5 separate regions of the Homo sapiens genome follow, and regions 1, 3, 4 and 5 are each linked to region 2. A link is a loop called in an ENCODE intact Hi-C map of the cell type or tissue named here. Cell type or tissue: PC-3. All regions are shown on one strand. Region 1 has its middle 130 kb from the start of TNFSF18. Region 2 has its middle 74 kb from the start of TNFSF18. Region 3 holds the start of TNFSF18 (TNF superfamily member 18). Region 4 has its middle 11 kb from the start of TNFSF18. Region 5 has its middle 150 kb from the start of TNFSF18.

Region 1 (4,000 bases), 59 kb before region 2:
AGACAACACAGGTGTTACATCTCTAACAGGTTAACTCTTCAAATATGTCACCATTAGATGTGTCCCTCTCTAAAAAACCAAACCAAACCAAAACATGGTCGCTGAAATTTAGGTAAAGGGCCTGAAAGCACTAAACCCAGACTTTTAAGCCCCACACATTGATCCCTGCCCCAATTAAATAGCAACTCATAGTTTATTTTGAATTAACACTTCCTTGCTCACAATGACCTTGAAAATGTGTTCCCCATCCCACCCTTACTATGAGATAAAGATTTGCTGGGAAGTCTCAGATGGTGCGTCCCACCCTCTTCTATGTTATAGTTTGAGACTTGTCAAAGCTCTTGTGTATAATCAAGAGGAAACTTCCCCTGAGAGGTTTTGCATCTGTTAATGATACAAAATCAACATTATCCATATTCAGCCAGTGAAAGAAACCCAGGAGGAAATCTAAGAAAGGATAAAGACACTGCTTAGGGTGAGAGTTGGAGAAGGTGAGGCGCCTATTACATCCCTTTCAAAGAGAATTATTCCATAGCTCCAAAATCTGGAGTGTGCTTTTCAATGCAATTTATATCTTCACAAATATTTAATCTACTCTCAGGGGATATTCTCAAGAGATTAGACATCACTGAGTCAGAACTTAAAAATATCTTGTCTAAATTTACAAGCATCTAACCGAGTGCTGTCACTTTAAGGAAGTCACCTTTGGAGGCCATCCACTTAATTTAAGAAACTATTTTTTCTGAGAGCATATTATAGCCCTGTTCTTTGCTTTGTCTTTCTTTTTTGGGTTACTTCAGAGCCAGTTTATAAGAAAATGTTTATGTTGTTATTTCATAACTTAAATCTTGTTTTGGGCTAAAAGACACTCTTTCAGATTATTTTTCATATGGTTCATCAGTTTGGGCTCCATGACATTCAGCTACTTTCAATAATCACCTTTATAAAACAAAGATTTGCCATCTTTGGGGATATTCAAAATAACATTTCACAAATTTGTAGGCACTGCCTAGGTTCACTTTGTCTTCTCCACCCAACTCCTTGCCTGTCTTTCTGAGGTCTTCCCTGTACTCTGGCCATAGCACTCTCTTGGCCATGGCAGGTGGCATTTGCTAGGCTTAGGATACTTGTTTCCATTCTCTTACTCACCTGAATTTACTCACTTTTAGATTCTGGCCTAAAATATTACTTTCCAGAAGGGTTTTACCTTCTGGCTCCATCTTCCATCTTCCATCACCCATCACTGAATATTTACCTCATGTAAATATTTACTGAAAACATTTATATCACCACACATTTTATTAGCCCTCTAGCCTCACTGCTTTGGGTCTGAGTGGATGTTAGAGCCTCAGGAGACCCTTCATTCCTACAGAGCCTACTGGGGCCCAAGCTGAGTTACAAGCCTGGCCACTGTAGATTCTACCCAGGAATGAGCAGCACACACTTGTTTTTTATCCATACTTTTCCTTCTCCTCTCTCCTTTGCCTGACTCCTACCCCTTTCACATCTTGGCATGGATATGACTTCCTTAAAGACATTGACCTGCTCCCCCTCTACCCTGCCCTTTACTGAATGAAGTTCCCCACCCTATTATGTGTCCCCAAAGCACCTGTGCTAACTCTATCATGACAGTTCTTAGATAGTATGGAAATTGTCTGTGTGGTTACCTGGTGGCTTGTTGCAACATTACAAATTAGCTCCTCAAAGACTGGAACTGTGTCTTGTCGATATGTGAACCTCAGCTAGACACTTAGTAGCTGCTTGGTCAACGACAGCCGAACAAAAATCAAATAGAAAGTTGGATGGAAAGATGGATGGATGGATGGATGGGTGGGTGAGTGGATGAGTCTAAAGAGAAGCTTGAAGGATTCTGGATGAACTGGATGCCTTGTTCCTTCATCTTTTGGATTTTTTCTTAGCTTTTTCTCAAAATGTTTACCTTGTGGATCTCTAGTCTAGTTCTGAAGTGGTGTTAATTGCTTTTATTTTTTTTTTTTATTTCCTTCAGGCTGGGAGACTCCCAAGGAAAACTGACTTAAAGTCCCTAATTTGAACTGGAAAAAGGACCCCATTGATGCAGTTAGTTTCTTCCCATTGATGCATTTAGTTTCTTACTCTTGAGACTGAAAGTTGACCTATTTTTCAGTTGGTAGGTAAGTTGGGAAATTTTTAAAGCTTATGCAAACTTCACTCTTGGCATTATTGGCCTTGAAGAAATGTTACGAAGACTTCTCTTTGGAAAGTGAGTTTGCTGGAAGTAGCAACACACTCCTGTGATAGAGACAAGTATAGAATATTCCTTCCACACCTGTATTGCCTTCTCCAGAACTGCATTTTAACAATTCAATATTTTCTCATTGGCAAGCACTCTCTTGTTGGTTGTATTCATCTCAGGGAGTTACATTTTTCTCTTATGAGTTCGACATTCTTTCAACCGTGTTCTGCCAGTGAGTCATAGGGACCCAGTGCATTTCAGGAGCTATAGACCAGAAGTTGAGCATATTGTTCCAAATACTTGGATCTGCATTTTAATATTGTGACTAAGTGGGCTCAGGGCACATTTCAGCAGAAGGCACTTTTGCATTTTATTGTGGGCAACTTCCTACCACCTCCACCCAGAACAATGAATGGAGTTGAGGTTTTCCCATTTATTCATATCTGGTATCTCTGTGCCAAAGTGACATCCACACAATGTTTTCTCATATTTAAACAACACTGGTCACTTAATTACAGTTTAAAGTTAATTCAAGAGAAGGGCTATATACTAGTAGAAAAATAAGTTTTATCTGGATATTATAATTATGAGGCAATTAGTAATTTCTTGGTGGCTTTTTGGGATCAGTCTCACTACTTCTTAGTCTCACCTTAATCAGTCTCATTAGTTAATTCAGAAAATAATCAAACCTTAACATATGTTTTCACTTTTACTTCTTAGCTGTGTTTTTGGAGCTAGGCAACATGGTACACTCAAAGAATGTAGAAGAATTAAATACCATAAGGTACCCGGTTGCATGATCTCATTACACCCTGTTCTTTGTCTTTATAGCAATGGCACAGTTGGATATTGTGTTTCTTGGTTTATTTACTTTAAATATCTCTCTCCCACTAAACCGTAAAGTCCAGGAGACCCAAAGGTGTGTTTGTTTATCCAAAGTCTAAAACAGTGCCCTCCACATTGTGGGCTCCCCATAAATAATTGATAAACGAATAAAACAAATGATCAGTTAGCATCTACTTAACAGAAAGCAAGCCCATAGAGCGTCTTTTGAATATCTGCAATTGTTCCATTCCAGGATTGAAAGGAGGCCCACAGAGCTCTACATGCCTCTAGTGAGACCCTTCCCAGGCTCCCAAACTCATGTTTAATACTCCTCCAAAACTTACCACCACAAACTGCCTAAGGACTAAATGCAAGAAGGCGCTGTAGTCAGAATCGATCATCTGCCTTCACCTTGGAGTCTTTAGGGCATGCCCTCAGGTTATCCTGCCTCTCTTCTCCTCACACTGCTCGTTATATTTCCTACTTTGACTCCATCTCCCATCTCTTCCCAGGCAGGTCCCCCAAACCCTTTCTCTGGTTTCTCTTCTTATGGTCAAGCCTCAACAATATCTCCAGTATACACAGCCTCTTCTCTCGCAACTCTCTTCATTAGCTTGTCCTAAGTGAAATCCGGGTCTCCTTTAAACATACTGCTTCTCCCACATCCCTTTCAAGTGAAGATGTTTTTTTTCCTCTCATAAACCTTGTACTATATACTAGAGATGAGATATGTGTCTTTGATTCTCAGTGCTTCTCCCAAATATTGTTAATCCTTTAAAAACATTATCTGAAAATGCCTGCCAGTAGATTCCATACTCATCACCTACCTACCTCCTAAGCCCTAAGTCTCACCTCTCTTTTCAATAAAAAATTTTAGCCTCCAGTTCACCATGTTTTTCCTCACCCACTACTCTTATCAGAATTTTTGATTACTTCAATATCCACAGGGACAATCCATTC
Region 2 (4,000 bases):
TTTTATTTTTAAAATTCTTTTTATTTTTATTTTTAATTTTGTTTACTTTAAGTTCCAGGATGCATGTGTGGAATGTGCAGGTTTGTTACATAGGTATACATGTGCCATGGTGATTTGCTGAACCTATCAACCTGCCAACTAGGTTTTAAGCCCTGCATGCATTAGCTAATTGTCCTGATGCTCTCCCTCCCCTCACCACCCCTCCTGCCTACAGGCCCACATCCCTCCTGCCTACAGGCCCTGGTGTGTGTTGTTCCCCTCCCTGTGTCTATGTGTTCTCATTGTTCAACTCCCACTTATGAGTGAGAACATGTGGTGTTTGGTTTTCTGTTCCTGTGTTAGTTTGCTGAAGGTGATGGCTTCCAGCTTCATCTATGTACCTGCAAAGGACATGATCTCATTCCTTTTTATGGCTGCATAGTATTTCATAGTATATATATATATGTATGACTTGTACACAGTGACATGCACAGATCTTAAATATATAGCACTTTAGCACTACTCTGATCAAGATAAGAATAACACCAGTCCTTGACAGGCTCCCTTATGCCCCTTCTCAGTCTCTGTCTCCCCAAAGGTAATGTCTATTTTCTACTTTATCACCACAGATTAGTTTTGTCTATTTTTAAATTTTAAAATTTAAAATAACTTAAATATTTTTAAATATATTGATGGACTCATACAATATACACTCTTGTGTCTAGATTTTTTCATGCAGTATACTTCTGTGAGATCCATCCATGTTGTTTGAGTGTAGCAGTAGTTCATTCTTTTTCATTTCTACTTTATATTCCATTGTACAATTATATCACAGCATGTCTATCCTTTCTACCATGAATAAATATTCGGACTGTTTCTAATTTTTGGCTATTGTGAATAAGCTCTTAAGAACATTCTTGTACATGTTTTTAGTTTTCCCAGTTTTCTTTTCTTTTTTTTTTCTTTTTTTTGCACATAAGCACTCGTTTCTGCTGGGTGCATAGCCAGGAGTACAGTTGTAGAGCCACAGGGTCATATTTAGCTTTAGAAGATATTGTCAAACAGTTTCCCAAAGTGGTGTGACCACCAAAACCACCCTCCTCTTGTTTACCCCCTACCTCACTGGCCATTCTTTCTCAATTTTTTTTTGCCAATCCTTCGTAATAGCCCAGTGTTTTAACAAAGAAGTACCCTATTCAAATCCACATCTCCTTTTGGCCTCATCCTCCTTTTCCCTTTCCCTACCTTATTTTTCTTTATATCAATTATAACCATTTATAATAATGTATAATTCGCCAAGGTATTTACTGTCTTTAACCCTGTATATTTTAAGGGGTATAAGCTTCATGAGAACAGAACTTGTGCTACTTTTATTCCCTGATACATTCCCTGTACCCAGAACAGTCTCTGGCACATAGCAAGCACTCAATAAATATTTGATGAATAATTGAGTGATTAACTGAATGGAGGAAATGTTAGGGAAAAATGGTAAGAGGCAGTGGAGAGATATATTCTCCCCCAAAATCTTTAATGAATCGCTAGTATGGATGTAGCCCTGTTTGAACCTGGACATTCTGAACTTTATATGAATTGCATCATCAAAGTTTAAGTTCCAAAGGCAGGTGTCCTTGAGTTCCTGACTGGGACAGAGATGAGTGGAGAGGAATCAAATCCTGAAAAACATCTGGCTTTGTTTTTTGTGGCAAGTGTCAAGGTCCCTCAAAAAAAGTGCCCAAAATAACTTTATAATCACTTTAAACTGAAACGTAAACTAAAGAATTGTGCAGTTTGGCAGCCACTGACGTCACATCATTTCATCCAGTTCTAACCAGAAGCTTCCCAGGAACACAATAGCTGTTGAATCATTAGCCAGGGTGTGTAACTGGAGCCAGCTACCAATCTGGCCTAAACCCTGAGTTATACAATAAAAGTAGTTTGTAAGCTAGACTGAAATCTCTGTGGCCAGAACAAACAGTTAAACTGAAAATTATCACAAGGAAAGGCCAAAGTCAACAAGTTTGGTAGTGACTCAAAAAAAAAAAAAAAAAAAAAAAAAAAAAAAGCAAGGAGCTCTTGGCTTTGGCCCAGGGCAGACCAAGGAAACAGAGGATAGGTGAGAGATGCAGGCTCACATCAGGTCAAGGACAAGGTGGAGGGCACCCAGAATGTTTGATGGCATTCAGTATTCATTTTGCATTCTGTGTTCTTGGAAAGCCAGGGTGCAGCCTGGGCCTCCCAAAGGTATTAGCAGTGTCAGGCACCTGATGGCCTAATGCCACTTACAGAAGCAGATTTCTAAAATCTCACTGGAGATCTAAATCAGGAAGACCAAGAACAGAATGAAGTGATGGGGAAGGCTTTGTTGTTAGCGCTGGAGACTATTTTCAAAATAAGCTGAGTTTATCCAAGATTCTTGGCCATTGAGCAACTTTTTCAAAGGTAATCGAGGTTGGTTGTCCCAACCCTTCTTCTTCTTAAAGTACAAAAAGACATTTGGCCAATAAACCACTACACAAATATTTCTGTTCTTAGGTTTCTGACTATATTTTGTCTTATATGACATACTGCTTTTATGCTTCCTTCTAAATTTTAATTATGAGAAGAGTAGAGCCTATGATTTACCCATCTGTAAATCTTCCCCCAAACCACGACCTCCACCTAGTTCAGGGCTTTGAACATGATAGGAACTCAGTAAACATTGTTGAAATGAATGGAATATCTTTCAAATGTGTGAGGAATCATACTATGTTTAAGGCATATTGAAACTCTGCTATGGTATGATTTCTTCCTCGCAACCACCAGCACAATAGAACCAAACTGGTTTGTCCACACTTCCTGCCCAGGTAACTGGAGGTGAAACTTTTGCTCACCTTAAAATATTTGTCATATTGCCTTAATGTCTTTGCCCACAGAATTAATGGAAATACTTGGGTTTACTGATAATTGATAATTGGGCTTAAAAATATTTGTGTAGTAAACATAGCCAGACTATGTCCTATGTGCCCAAAACATCTCTCAGTGATTAAAAGTATTCTGTTTTGAAAATAAATAAGCATGATGATGCATGCTGGGGTTTGGTAATAATTTGCTACGTTTGGTTCAAATTAGTCAGTTCCTTTCAAAGTCATTGAAGAGTAAAATATGAACTGCCATGCAATGAGGCTGACCTGGAACTCTCACTTCCCCAAGTCATTTCTTGGCCATAGGTCGGTGGTGACCATTTCATGGCCTGTTTGAGGAGAAAGCACTGGAAAGAAGCTTTTTATTGTTGTTTTATTGTTGTCTTCTTCTCTGTTTTATGCCTTTTTCTGTGGTACAATTACCAACGTGTGTGATATCTAGTACTGTCTGTTTAAATATAGTCTCCCTTCTGCTTATAATGTTTTCTTCTTTATAGAGACATTTCTTTTAAAAGTGCTTACACCTATATTTCATCAGTGCTTACACCTATATTTGATAAGATGGGAGTGGAGGAGAAGGAGGAGTGCGTAGAAAGAAAGCTTGTAGTATTAAGAAAAACTATGAGTTTGTAGAATCTCACCTTGGCAGGAAATGGTTGAAGACACTAAAGACACTGATGTGGAATGAGTGAGCTTGCCCTGTTTTGGAATTTTAAAAACTGAAGCTTTCTTTCATATAGTTGCTGGATGTTTTCTTTTTCAGCTGTATGAAATAAATAGTACCACCTTTGTTAAACCCCAGTAATGAACATTGTGATGGTTAATTTTATGTGTCAATTTGACTAGGCTACAATACCTATATATTGAGTAAAACACCAGTCTAGATGTTGCTGTGAAGCTGTTTTTAGATGAGCTTAATATTTAAATCAGAGACTTTCAATAAAGCAGACTACCCCTCATAATGTGGGTGAACCTTTTCCAATCAGTTGAAGGCTTTGAGAGAAAAAGACTGAGGTCCTCCAAATAGGAAGAAATTCTGCCTCCAGGCTACCCTTGGACTCAAGTTACAACATTAAGTCTTCTCGCCAGCCTGCTGACTTACCCAGAATTTGGAATTGTTA
Region 3 (4,000 bases), 76 kb after region 2:
TTTTCTGATACCTTTTATCTCAAAACCTTTAGATAAACTTCAAACGCCATGTCATGACAATATTAGAATTGTATTTACATTATGTATACACATCTCTTCCTTCCAACTATTGCTAACAATACTGAGTGACAATGATAACAACTAGAAAAACAAATAAATAGAGGATTATAGCAAATAGTAACCTTAGGTACAATTGCCTCCTTACCTCTAATTGGAGAAAAATAAAGATTAGCCAACTGAAGGAGCAAAGAAATAGCAACATAACTATTGAGCAAAAGAGCCACAGCTTCCAGGATGATCTCTGAGCTCCTTGAGTTCTTGAATGGCTTAAAGGCATATTTTCCAAGTGGCTCAAACACATTTTTGGAGAAATGAGAGCTGTGGAAAACAAAAATTCACAAGTGATGGGTGAAGGATGCAATGTCATGTTTTGTAGCAATATGGTAATTAGTAGTGGGTGTGGAAGGCGGAGTTTTCCTTCTGTCACTGTGTTAGAAAATGATACTTATAACTTAAGTGCTGACTCTCATTTGGCACCAGATCAAATACAACAAAAGGAACGGAAGGCTGAAAGCCAACACAAACTCAGAACATAAAAAAAAAAGCACAAGGGAAGTTCAGAGGGGAAAAAAATTTCTTTCCTAAATCAAACGGCAGTACAGTGCACGTGTAGAGGAGGCTTGGGAGAATAAAGTGGTGTGCTCTCATCTAAGAAAGTATTCCAGATTATTTCTAGATAAGAAAATCACTTTTTATAAGAAAAAATAAAGTTTGAGATTAATCCCCCTACCATACTCCAGATATCATGTACATGAGCGGCAGAGTGTTAGGAAGTTGGAGAGGCTAGGATCTCTAGTTTGGAAAAAATAGAGTTTTAATCAAGTCATCATCTTGTTTACCTTAAATACCCACAATTTTTATTTGTCAATTATACTTCAGTAAACCTGGAAAAATAAAATCTATACTCACAAAAATGTTTCATCAATTTCTAGTGTATAGAATGCGTTCATTCTGAGTCTCTAGAAAATATCAAGTGTATTACAAGAATTTAATAAAAAATTGTAAATACAACAAGCTCAATTTTATATTTCATCATTTTTAAACTCTGATAATCTAGTTCTGGCATAAGAAGTTATTTTACAGAAGGATATTTTCCTGCATCCTGCCCTCAGCCAGAGCTTATACTCTATTCCAAAAAAAAAAAAAAAAAAACCTTGGGTTTTCTTCCTGGGCCCAAAAATATGGGTTTACTACAAAATTGAGGAAGTCTCCTGGTTCTATGGACCTCAGTCACACAGGCTTTTAAATCAGACAGACCTCAAGAGCAGAGGCTGGCACTGCCCAGTTCCTACCTGCTCTGTGGCCTTAGGCATGTTACTTGAGTTCTCTGAGCTTCAGTTTCCTTCACTGTAAAATGGAGAAAATTTTCACTTTATAATGCTTTTGTGGAGAATGAAATGAAGGTGAAAAGTTTATGCATTCCATAAATGTTAGATTATCTCTTCTCTACCCTCTTTAGCGATGTAGTGAAGTTTAATTCAATTATTAAATCCTAGAAAAGAATGAACATTCTTTATCTTTCCCACAAGATAAAATTCACCTAAAGTTTACTTAAACAAAAGGAAGTACAATGAAAGTATTTTGGAAAACCTATTTTTTAATCTAAGAGAGAATTGACGATTTATAAATTAGAAAAAAGTCCAGAGATTTAACATCCTCCTTTACAAAAAAAGGAAACTAAGGACAAGAGGGTGTGAGTAGTGTCTCAAATCACTGCTGGCTGGTTAATGATGGAGTGAAAACTCAAGCCCACAGATACTGCTTTGTAATCCAACCATTTTGTCTTAATATTGCACTATTTACAATATTATTAGCAATATTTCTCTCTGAACTGTCAAAATTTTAATTTGGGCCCTATTTTACCTTGTTCAATAAACTACTTCTTAAAAGACCAGTTACACAAAAATGATTTTTCAACACAACAAATGTTTTTGTGGCTCTGTACTTAGATGCTGCAATGCAGGGATAAAGAATAAACTTACTCTAGAAAAAGACTGATGCCTTGATCCCATAACCTTTGCACTTGCATCAGATCTGGAATTCATATACACAAGCACAGAACTTAAAATTGGAAGTTAAATTATGTCCTTCCTGTTTTTATGATCTGCCCCTTTTCCTGTCTGCTTTCCAAATTTTTGAGGGAATTTCCCTGGCTTGCTACCTTAGGTAAACATTTATTCACATGAGAAACTGTTTTAAATAAAATCCAGTTCCTCCTTCCGCCTTTAACCACTGTTAGGCCCTGGAATATCCTTATTAATTATTTAACCTTATGACAGTATCTTAAGAAAGATGACATACTTATTTCAAGAAGACTATATTCTAGGGCCTCTTTTCATGAAATAGGATTTAGAAATGAGGAAACTTCAAGTTAAGACAGGTAACAGTAGGCAAGACTTTCTGAAATTCTAGAGCAATGAGTCACAGTTGGCACGATTTTGGTGTAAGTTATCAGGATTACATGTTATATCTCAGGATTTGACAAGAGGTAAATGAGCACCAATTCAAGCTTCGGGTTTATGGTCCGTCCCTGGCTCAGATACTTGAGCATGAAGTTTCTGGGTTTTTTTTGTTTGTTTGTTTTTCAATTAAATCTGACAAGCAAATCCATGTCAAACATTTACTATCTGCCCACTACTGTGCTAGGAGATTTGGGGGATATTTTAAAAAGTAAGAGCTGCCCTGGCCAACATGGTGAAACCCCGTCTCTACTAAAATACAAAAAATTAGCCAGGCGTGGTGGCGCGCGCCTACGGTCCCAGCTACTCGGGAGGCTGATGCAAGGGAATCGCTTGAACCCAGGAGGTGGAGGTTGCAGTGAGCCGAGATTGCGCCACTGCACTCCAGTCCGGCGACAGAGTGAGACTCCGTCTCAAAAAAAAAAAAAAAAAAAGTAACAGCTGCCAATGAATTTGCCATCTAACCAAATTGAAACCTTATCCGCAGGGAGACAGACGCCCAAATTGATACTATACATAAGAAAGTGCCTGAGAAAACAGACCTTGATAAACTGAAACCGTTGAAATAGCGGGTTAGAAATAAACTGTTTAAGAAGAGAGAGGAGGGTACTCTTTCTTGAGGGTATGATAAAACTTTAGAAATAAATATTCAGAGGTATAAGCATCTGTAAATATTAGAAATTAAAATAAGAACTCAATATAAACAATGACAAAATCCTAAATTTTTAAATGAAGCTGGTATTTTTCATTCAAGAGCTGCAAAGTAAGAAATTTCAGGAAAAAAGGTCAAAGAAAACCTCTATTCTGTATTTTTAATATTGAAAAAAAGGTTCTAAGATATGTTTGATTAAGCAATTTGAACTGCATCCATGGCTGCTTTGAATTCAGAATTAATTATAGAACAACATGGTTTCAGTTCACTTACTGACTAAATTACCTTAAAATGCATTAGGCACTTACTGCTTCTTCTCTGCGTACAAATGATTACATCTGAACATCAAACAGCCCTGTATTCTCTGTATCTGTTAGAATGATGAACTGACATTCAGGAAGATTAATCATTTGCCCATAAAGGCAGAATAGGGATTGAATCCTCCTATGTTGGGCCCCAAAACTCATATTTTTTCTACCTCTTTATGCTGAAGTATGTCAGGTACACCCCATGTAGAGTCAACAGAGTAGAAGATATATTAAAGTCTGTAAGAGGGCATTAGGTGGACATCAGTTTCCTCCAAATCTGTTAGTACTCAGGTCTGCACTCCTCGCCACATTCCCCTAATACCACTGTTTATCATGACTTTATCCTTGAGATAGTGTATGGGTATAGCATAATCAATCAGAATTTTTCAATATGTCAGAACTCAGTGAGGAATAATACACAACTAATTTTGTCTACTCTGGGTGTCAGAGTATTACTGTCACGACAAATAGGGCTCATTTGACTTGAAGACACATAGATGGATATATGCAGTAAATCAATA
Region 4 (4,000 bases), 85 kb after region 2:
CCATCAGATAATCCAGGATAATTTCCCAATTTTAATTTCCCATAATCTTATTACATCTGCAAAGTCTCTTTGGCCACATAAGGTAATATAGCCAGATGTTCCAGAAATTAAGGTGTGGACATCTTTGAGTTGTCCTTTTGCATACTAGGATGCCAGCCACCCCTCTGATACCTTCTGATGCCAGGGATTGCTTGAGACAGCACTGCTGCATCGTCCCTCCACTCCCAGTGGATTTCCAGGGTTCCCTCAATGCAGGTTCATCTTTCCCCCAGACAGTCTTTTGGGATAGGTGGTCTGTTGCCAATTCCATGATGTGGCCTAGACACCTGTTAAGTCGATATTGTTCCGCCTCGCTCCATGGAGATACAAGGGTACAGTGGGCAATGAAGAGGAACCATCCCCTCTCTGACACACCACATTGAACAACTCCACAAGAAGGCTTTTCCTCAGAGATGCTCTTCTAATATGTTCCCTTGCTTCCATGACCCCTTCTTCCCCACTCTAGCCATTTTTATCAATATAGGAAAGGGAGGTTGCTAGAATATTTGATGGAATGTCCCTCTTTGTAAGACATAACAGGCAGCTTTTTCACATACAAGTTTAACTTAGAACATAACATCCACTTGTGTATCCTTGGCTGTAAGCTGTCTCTGTAGTAATCCCTGCACCAGTCATCAAAGAGTAAGACATTGAAGAAGAAAAACGTGTGTAGACTTTTTTGACATACAAATTTAAAATCATACTTTTCATATAGTTCCATAACCTACTTTTTACACAGTATGACATAACTGGCACTGTGTTTAAGTAATATATAAAATGATGTTTAATAGATGCATGGTATCCACATTGAATGTATATAGTAATACATTGTTGTTGGAAAATTTTTCAAGAATGTTTTAATATTCAGGAAAATAAATAGTAATATATAATCAAGTGTTTTCACATGGACATGTCTTCCTCTCCTTTGGTGCCAAATGGGTAAAAAGAAGGCAATAGATCAGGTGGGCTTTAAACTCTGAAAACATTATTAGGGATTATAGCCTATCCTCAAGCTTATTTCCTGAGCTCAAAACTGGGCAAAACAGGAATTCAACTGTGAGATGAGAGTTTGGTTAGAATACATGTCTAAGCTCTAACTAGTGTTCCTTCTGAAACACCCTGAGTCTTTTCAGAGAGGAGATGGGACTGCCTGAAGGTGATTATCAGGAGGCCCAGTACTGTTTTGCTGCTGAAAAAGTCTGACGATTACAAGTTGCAGTTCTTCCACTTTGTATTTGAGAAGCATTCTCAGTATGTTTCTTTCTTGGTTTCTTACTTAAAGGAAGTTCTTACCCCAAATTAGGTTAATAAGGATCTTGCCTTATGGCAAGAATCTGCTTTCTATTATGAAAGTGCCAATATCTGAGAGACAAACCATCCTTTAGACTTTCTCTTTCTTAATCTTGTGCTGGCCAGTTGTTGTCATACTCTAAACTTCATCCACATACTACCTCCTAGAGAAACCACCTCCTGGCCTTTTCATCTTAGTTAAATGCCTCTTCCATGTGTTCCCAGATCCCACTGTATTTATCCGTATGACAGCACTGGTATTACCACAATATAATCATCTGCATACCATCTTCTCTATTTGGGTGTAGGCCTCTAAAGGCAAGGAGTTGTTAAAATCTCCTAACACCTGAAACCCACCTAAGGCCTGGATCATAGAGGAGGCACAATAAACATTGAATGAGTGGATGGATGGATGGATGGATGGATGGATGGATGGATGGATGGTTGGATGGTTTTACTAACATTATATCACCACGGAGCAGCGATCAGACTAGATTCAGCTTTCAAGACTTAAATTTATAAGTACTATGTTTATACCACTCTACCTTGACTAATCATCTATAACCAGAGCCAAGTTTATGTTGAATGTTTTGTTTCACATTGAACTCCATGGTGGTTTTATTTACTGAACATCACAACACTGATAACAACATTTTATATTGTATAGCTAAAGTCTGGTAGTCTCTTATGTTTGACTGTAATGGTCCACTCTTTCTCTCCTGTAAGATTCTGACTCCTGAGAGCTATGAAATAACACCAAGGAAAGGAAGCAAAGCAATGTTTGTACTCATTGTATCACCTAAAGCTTGTCATACAAACAGCATGACTCACACTGGTCTTGTCCATACTGAAGGCCCAGGAGCACCCTGTCTGTGGTTTTTAATTACCAGGACCTTACTATACACCCTGTAGGCACTGAGTGATTACTCTGTATAACTGTTTCCTGATGTATATCAAACCACGCTGTAATGTAAAGCCTGCCACAAAACCACACTCATGTTAAAGAAGTAAATACAGCAAGTACATTCTTATCAATAGGGATGACAGTAATAAGCCCATCTAAAATGAACTGAGCAGCTGACATACCTCCCAAACAACTCTTGAGTTTGTTGTCTGGCATACCTCCCAAACAACTCTTGAGTTTGTTGTCTGGCATACCTCCCAAACAACTCTTGAGTTTGTTGTCAGCTTATAATTGTGGTATTGGTTACTCCTTCTTTTCACCTACCACAGTGCATTGTACCTATCTCTTTAATAGTATCTATGACTGTGTAAGCCTCTGAGGGGATGGGACTATGTTTACCTCTGCACACACAGTGCCTGACATAGTATGGTTGTCCAAGAAATATTTATGAGAAGAGTGAGTAAGTAAGTGAAATAATATATTGATCCTCTTTGAGTCAAATATTACATATAATTTTAATTATTTTTCTGAGTAGAAATGAACTTTGCCCATCATCTTTCACACATTCTATCTTATATTCTTTTATGGTGAAAAGCATGCATTGATGGGGCTACAGGATAGGATTGCGGGATAAGTGCAGTCTCTGGTTTTGGATTAGAACAAAATTAACTGGCTTACTGTCATCACACCCAGGATATTGGCCCCCTGAGGAGCATTTTTTCACTTGTTTCTTTTAATTCTGACTGATCAGTTATGTAAAGATATTTATCCATTTGGATTTAGATTTAAAATGTAGAAATATGATACTATCAAAGGAGAAATCTGTAATGCCCCTAGGATACACGATGGGATGCAAAGGGAAGTTTGGAAAATCAAAGTAGTTAAATAGAATTCATATTAAGAAGAGAAATCTGGCCTTTGATTTCTTAGCCACAAAAGCATCACTTGAAAGAGTAGAAATAAACAAGAGATGACACAGAATCAGAAGACACATATGTTGTAAATTGGGGAAAAGCAAATCAGAAGCCAACATTTTTTTTTGCTGGAATTGATTTGAAAAACAGTTTTCTGTACAGCTCTACAAATAGTATTTCATAAATCCTGAGTGCTTTATCCTTTTTCTAAACAGTCTTGTGTTTGACATCATGTTTCAGTTTTTTGAGACACTTAGTGGTTATGCAGCTTCACTATTCAGGTAGACTCTTCCCATAGCTACATAACATGTTGCTTCCACCCTCAGCATTCTACAGTTCCAAATCCAGTTGGCTGATATAAGTCATCATCTTATTTGATATCTTTGTAGATTTTAACACTACTTACCAAAAATTTCTTGAGACTGCTTCTTATCTTGGTTTCTAGGATATGATTCTCTTTTGGTTCTCTCCCTTCTTTTTGCCTTATCATTAGGCATCTTTATGGAGTCCTTTCCCATTTTCCTTTAATGGTAGAATTCACTGGTGTTCAATCTTAATTGTCTTTTCAGATTAAAAGCTATCTCTGGAGAAGATGATGTCAGCAAGATGGCAGAATAGAAAAATCCAGGTCCTGGTTCCACCACAGAAACATGAAGTAAACAACAAAGGAATGGCTTAATAGCCTTGTGAGAGCTCTAGAAACCAGTCAAGAGACTGCAGCAACCAAGAAAATGTCCAACCAAGCAAAAGCCACACTCAAAATGGTAGAAAATTTCATGGCATTTTTCTTAGCCTTTGCCCTAGTCTCTCTCTCATCATAGTGCAGTGGGGTTAAGAGGAAGCCACCCAATTC
Region 5 (4,000 bases), 74 kb before region 2:
CTTTCTTGAAACTTGCTCCCCCTTCTACTTCAAGACAGAATCTATTCTCTTCTTATTCTCCTCCTATATCCTTTACCCATTCTTTCAATTGCTTCTACTTTTCTCTTAATTGTTGTTTATCAGCACTCCAACTTCTGTTGTCTTCTTGCTCTTCACTCTTTTTCTGAGTGTTTGTGCTAATTATCTCTTCATTTCTCATCTCTATGCCCTAAAAATCTGCCTTTTACCTTTATCCTGGAGTTCTTTTGAGCTATGCATCCATATTTCTAACCACTCCTAGACCTCTCTCCCTGTTGTCCTGCTCCTGCAGATAGACATACCCCAGTTCTAATGCAGAACTTATCTATTCTTCTCTGCTTCTCCCTACAACTCAACTCCCCAGTGAAACCAGAAAAGTCCTGGTTCTCTTATTGCATTCTCTTTCTCTATTACTATTCCCCCATTTCCTCCATCATCCAAGTTGGAAATCTTGGAATTACCTTGATGACTTCTCCTCCTTCAGTTGGGCAGGTCTGCTCAATTCTACCGCCAAAACATTTTTTCATTTGACATGGCTCTCTACTTCCCCTCTGATCCTCCTCATCAAGTCATCCCCCAGCTCTCTCACAGGCTTGTAGGTGGCATCTGTGAGTCCTGGCTGTCTTCACTCTAGAGCTCCCTCACTCCTACCCTCAAGTTATACTTCTCCACAGCACGACCCAAACAATGCTCAGTTACTGTGTGCTGGAGGAAAATTTTAACTGAATAGGAAGACTTACTTTCTTCCATTAATAAATAAGTTACTGATGTGCAGGTGGCACATGGTTTTATTGAAATTATAACTTTTCAAATATTTTTAGACTTCTAGAATTAATGGAGCATTCATTACTTTAATGTCCACAAGTGTAAAATAAAGGTACTTTAATATGAGTAAATTAAATTCTAAATTAAATTCTAAAATCATCTTCAATTCTGATTGATCATGATCATTTATCAGTCCTTTCTTCCATCAGAATTTTCCCAGTCACTTTTAAGAAAGGAAGGAAAAGCAAGAGAAACGTACCAACCGCAAACTAGATCAAGGATGAAGAGCTAACTCTTCTGAATTATCTGTCTTGAAAAGCTTGAAGATATCGCAACATTCTTACTTGTTCTTCCCTTCTTATTGTAGAGACTTGGAATTGTGTCCTTGGTTATAAAAACCTTGGAGAGTAAAGTGTAAATTAATTTAAAAATGAATTCTAGTCAATTTTGCTACTGATTAAATTCTAATTGAGACAAAGTGTTGAGCAAGTGGCTAAATAAGTAAGTCAAAGGACTTGGTGGTTTAAGTAGATGCTAATTATATAAGAATCATTCACTATTAGTGTCAATGATTAAGAGTTAACAGTGGTGCTTCTAAGTTTTGACTTTGATAGGTAGTCTGAATAATAAATCAAAGCACTAGAGTTATTGTAGTGGCGGCAAATTTTTCTAAAAGTATATTTTAGATGTCAAAAAACCCTGAATGTTTAACAACAAATTAATTAATTATGGAATCAATAAAATTCAATGTTTTTGACTTTGAATTTTCTATGGAATCAGGTTAACAGTCAGCACTCTATACTATTGCATCATCTTAGATCACAATAAAATTGAGGCAAAGAACATAGTGAAAGGTGAGTTTTATTTTGAATGAGGATATTTAACATCTAGACTTGGAACTGACTATATCAACTTGGTTATGTTCATTAATGCATGTATGTTGATGTATGGATCACTAATTTGAGATAAGTATATCTCAAATTAGTGAATGCGAAAGTGATATAAAATGATTTTTAAAATACAAATCAGTGTTTCCGTAATGCTCTGAGTTTTTGAACTGGTCCTGTAGAATGTTAACGTAGATAGTTAGCATCTTTTCTATATTTTATGTTCACTATTCTTCAACTTAGAAGGAAAATAATTGTGGACAGTTTATAAATTACTAGCAGTATGCTGAGCTCAAAAATTACGTTATTCAGTTTCTCTTCTATTAAAAGTAAATGTCATGATGCAGTACTGACCTTATAGAAGACTTGAAAATACTGTCCCTGTGGTAAACTTAAACAAACCTCTGTTGTTTCAGATAAGTTTCAGAATGTATCTTAGCTAGTTTTAAGATCCCATGACTAACACTGTTATGAATATATGTCTACCAGTGACATTGTTAGTCACTGAGTCTTTGGATGTGTAATGAAGAAATACATACAGCAGCTGAAGAATTTTTATGAAGCCAATTGTGGTAATACAAAGCTTTTTCATGGTTTAACATTTTGTATGTGCTTCTCCTAATTATTCAGCAGACTCGGCTACTGCAAATGCCAGGTCATTTTCTGACTGTGTAGCTTGGTTTTTATTAGATAATGGAGCAGAATAACATAGATTATATTTCATTACAAGCAAGATGGCAGCCAGCCACTCTAGAAAATGACTATATTATACAAGAAATTTTTATGTGATTCATTCTAGACAAAACTATCTAAAGATCCTTCCCACTTAAGTCTTCCAAGGTCATGTAGCAATGTCTGAGCTTTGGAAGTTAACACAAGTTCACTGGCTCAGAACCTAAATAAATCCAACCCAGACTCAAAAATGTTGGTTGGTGGAGTAATATTTGAAATGGAATTGAAACTTGATTTGCAGTTTTGTAATATGTAATATGTTGTACAAATATATGTAATACATATGTTTATAATATATCCTTCCTTAAGGGCCACTACCTTCTCGTCCAACTGTGACATTCAGCTGACACTAGCAAGTAGTTTCAGCAAGAGAATATACTATAAGTAATGTATGAAGAGAATGTATAAAAGTCTTAAAGACTAACTAGAATAATTATATCAGCCCATGAAAGCATTAGTGTTTCTAATTAAACTTCTGAAGATCTCATCATACATTCCTAGGAAGTGAGTGTTAAGGGCAGGTCAAAGTATACATACCCCTTATTAGAGAGGAATGCTTCTTCCATGGCCATTGATAAATAAACATTGTTTCCCTACATGGAGTTCTTCAATTTCACTGTTGTGGTTTTCATAAAAACCCTGGAGGATTATTATCTTCCTTTCCCAATCCTTTAAGTTTGAATACCTTCATCTCCAATCAGGGAAAATTTATTTATTAAAACTGAAATAGGGAGCAAGAAATCTAGTCACAACAAGTCTGTCTGTAGTAGAGAAAAATCTGCAGGGAAATTCACCATTAATTTTTAGGCTAGTCAAGTCATAACTCTAGTAACCCATGGGAATTCCATTACTGCTCTTTAGAAGTTTTTACCCAGCCTAAGCACATGTCTGCATTCAGAGTTGGTAGTCTTGGTTTTCTTCTTCTTAAATGTCACTCCAATTTTTTTTTCCTAAATGAGCCGGGGGTCATATCCTTTGTGTTACCTTAAAGCATATTTATTCCTTTTCTTTCTGAAATGTTGGCCAGATGACAAGTGAGACAATGAAGTGTCATTCAAACTTCCTGACCTGGAGTAGGTTTCTCCTTTTTCAGATCCTCAATGTGACCCACATTAAAAGTGAAGTTTATCCTATCCTTAGAGTTTCAGAGCTTAAAGGCTAGCCTATGAATTCAGGACAGTCCTGAGCCATTTTCTTCAGGAAAGCAAGTGCAGGTGGGGTGAATTTCTGTTCCCTCAAATGGAATCATTAATGGCAGTGTTTCTAGATAATGCCAAAATAGTTCAAGTTGAAATTAAATGATATGTGTACATAGTTATTTATCTGAATGGCCAATCTGCATATGCCTAATACCTGAATTACCCAAGATGTAAAACGAATTATTTACTGTGTGTTTCAGTGAAGTTTTGAACCAAATAATTTGAAATTCTTAAGGAGCCCCAAAATATATTCCTTTGGAGAGATTTTCCTGATAGTTGGAAAAAATTAGTTATCTGTCTTAGAAAATGTTTTCTTCCTGCCTTGAGGGCCTTGTTTATGCTGTTCCCTTGTAAAATGCTATCTTTCACCTCCATTGCCCAGTTAATCCTTCTGACACT

What was found. A loop is a pair of places that touch in the nucleus more often than their neighbours do. Peaks named below come from ENCODE experiments on the same cell type or tissue, not always from the same donor. Only the 100,000 strongest peaks of a DNase experiment are listed, where the experiment ranks them.
Region 1: a loop joins it to region 2, with 4 times the contacts of the local background. A loop is called at or near these places in 4 of 110 quality-filtered maps.
Region 3: a loop joins it to region 2, with 5 times the contacts of the local background. A loop is called at or near these places in 5 of 110 quality-filtered maps.
Region 4: it touches region 2 in a loop (5-fold over the local background); 4 of 110 quality-filtered maps call a loop at or near these places.
Region 5: it touches region 2 in a loop (5-fold over the local background); 5 of 110 quality-filtered maps call a loop at or near these places.

Annotation. Positions count from the first base shown.
Region 1 is chr1:172,915,679-172,919,678 of GRCh38, forward strand. No RefSeq gene overlaps it. Among named protein-coding and RNA genes, the nearest start is that of TNFSF18, 130 kb to the right of the region's middle. In PC-3, no CTCF peak of the experiment used is centred here; DNase peaks (open chromatin) are centred at 623 and 2,493; H3K4me3 peaks cover 1,835 bases; H3K27ac peaks cover 3,435 bases.
Region 2 is chr1:172,974,705-172,978,704 of GRCh38, forward strand. No RefSeq gene overlaps it. Among named protein-coding and RNA genes, the nearest start is that of TNFSF18, 74 kb to the right of the region's middle. In PC-3, no CTCF peak of the experiment used is centred here; a DNase peak (open chromatin) is centred at 1,897; H3K4me3 peaks cover 283 bases; H3K27ac peaks cover 2,506 bases.
Region 3 is chr1:173,050,536-173,054,535 of GRCh38, forward strand. TNFSF18 (TNF superfamily member 18) reads right to left here and starts at 406. Exons shown (of 3, transcript NM_005092.4): 1 at 206-406. The coding sequence starts at 361. In PC-3, no CTCF peak of the experiment used is centred here; DNase peaks (open chromatin) are centred at 546, 2,216 and 2,486; H3K4me3 peaks cover 1,352 bases; H3K27ac peaks cover 1,470 bases.
Region 4 is chr1:173,060,157-173,064,156 of GRCh38, forward strand. No RefSeq gene overlaps it. Among named protein-coding and RNA genes, the nearest start is that of TNFSF18, 11 kb to the left of the region's middle. In PC-3, no CTCF peak of the experiment used is centred here; DNase peaks (open chromatin) are centred at 2,215 and 2,605; H3K27ac peaks cover 1,366 bases.
Region 5 is chr1:172,900,804-172,904,803 of GRCh38, forward strand. No RefSeq gene overlaps it. Among named protein-coding and RNA genes, the nearest start is that of TNFSF18, 150 kb to the right of the region's middle. In PC-3, no CTCF peak of the experiment used is centred here; DNase peaks (open chromatin) are centred at 2,288, 2,948 and 3,358; H3K4me3 peaks cover 458 bases; H3K27ac peaks cover 2,336 bases.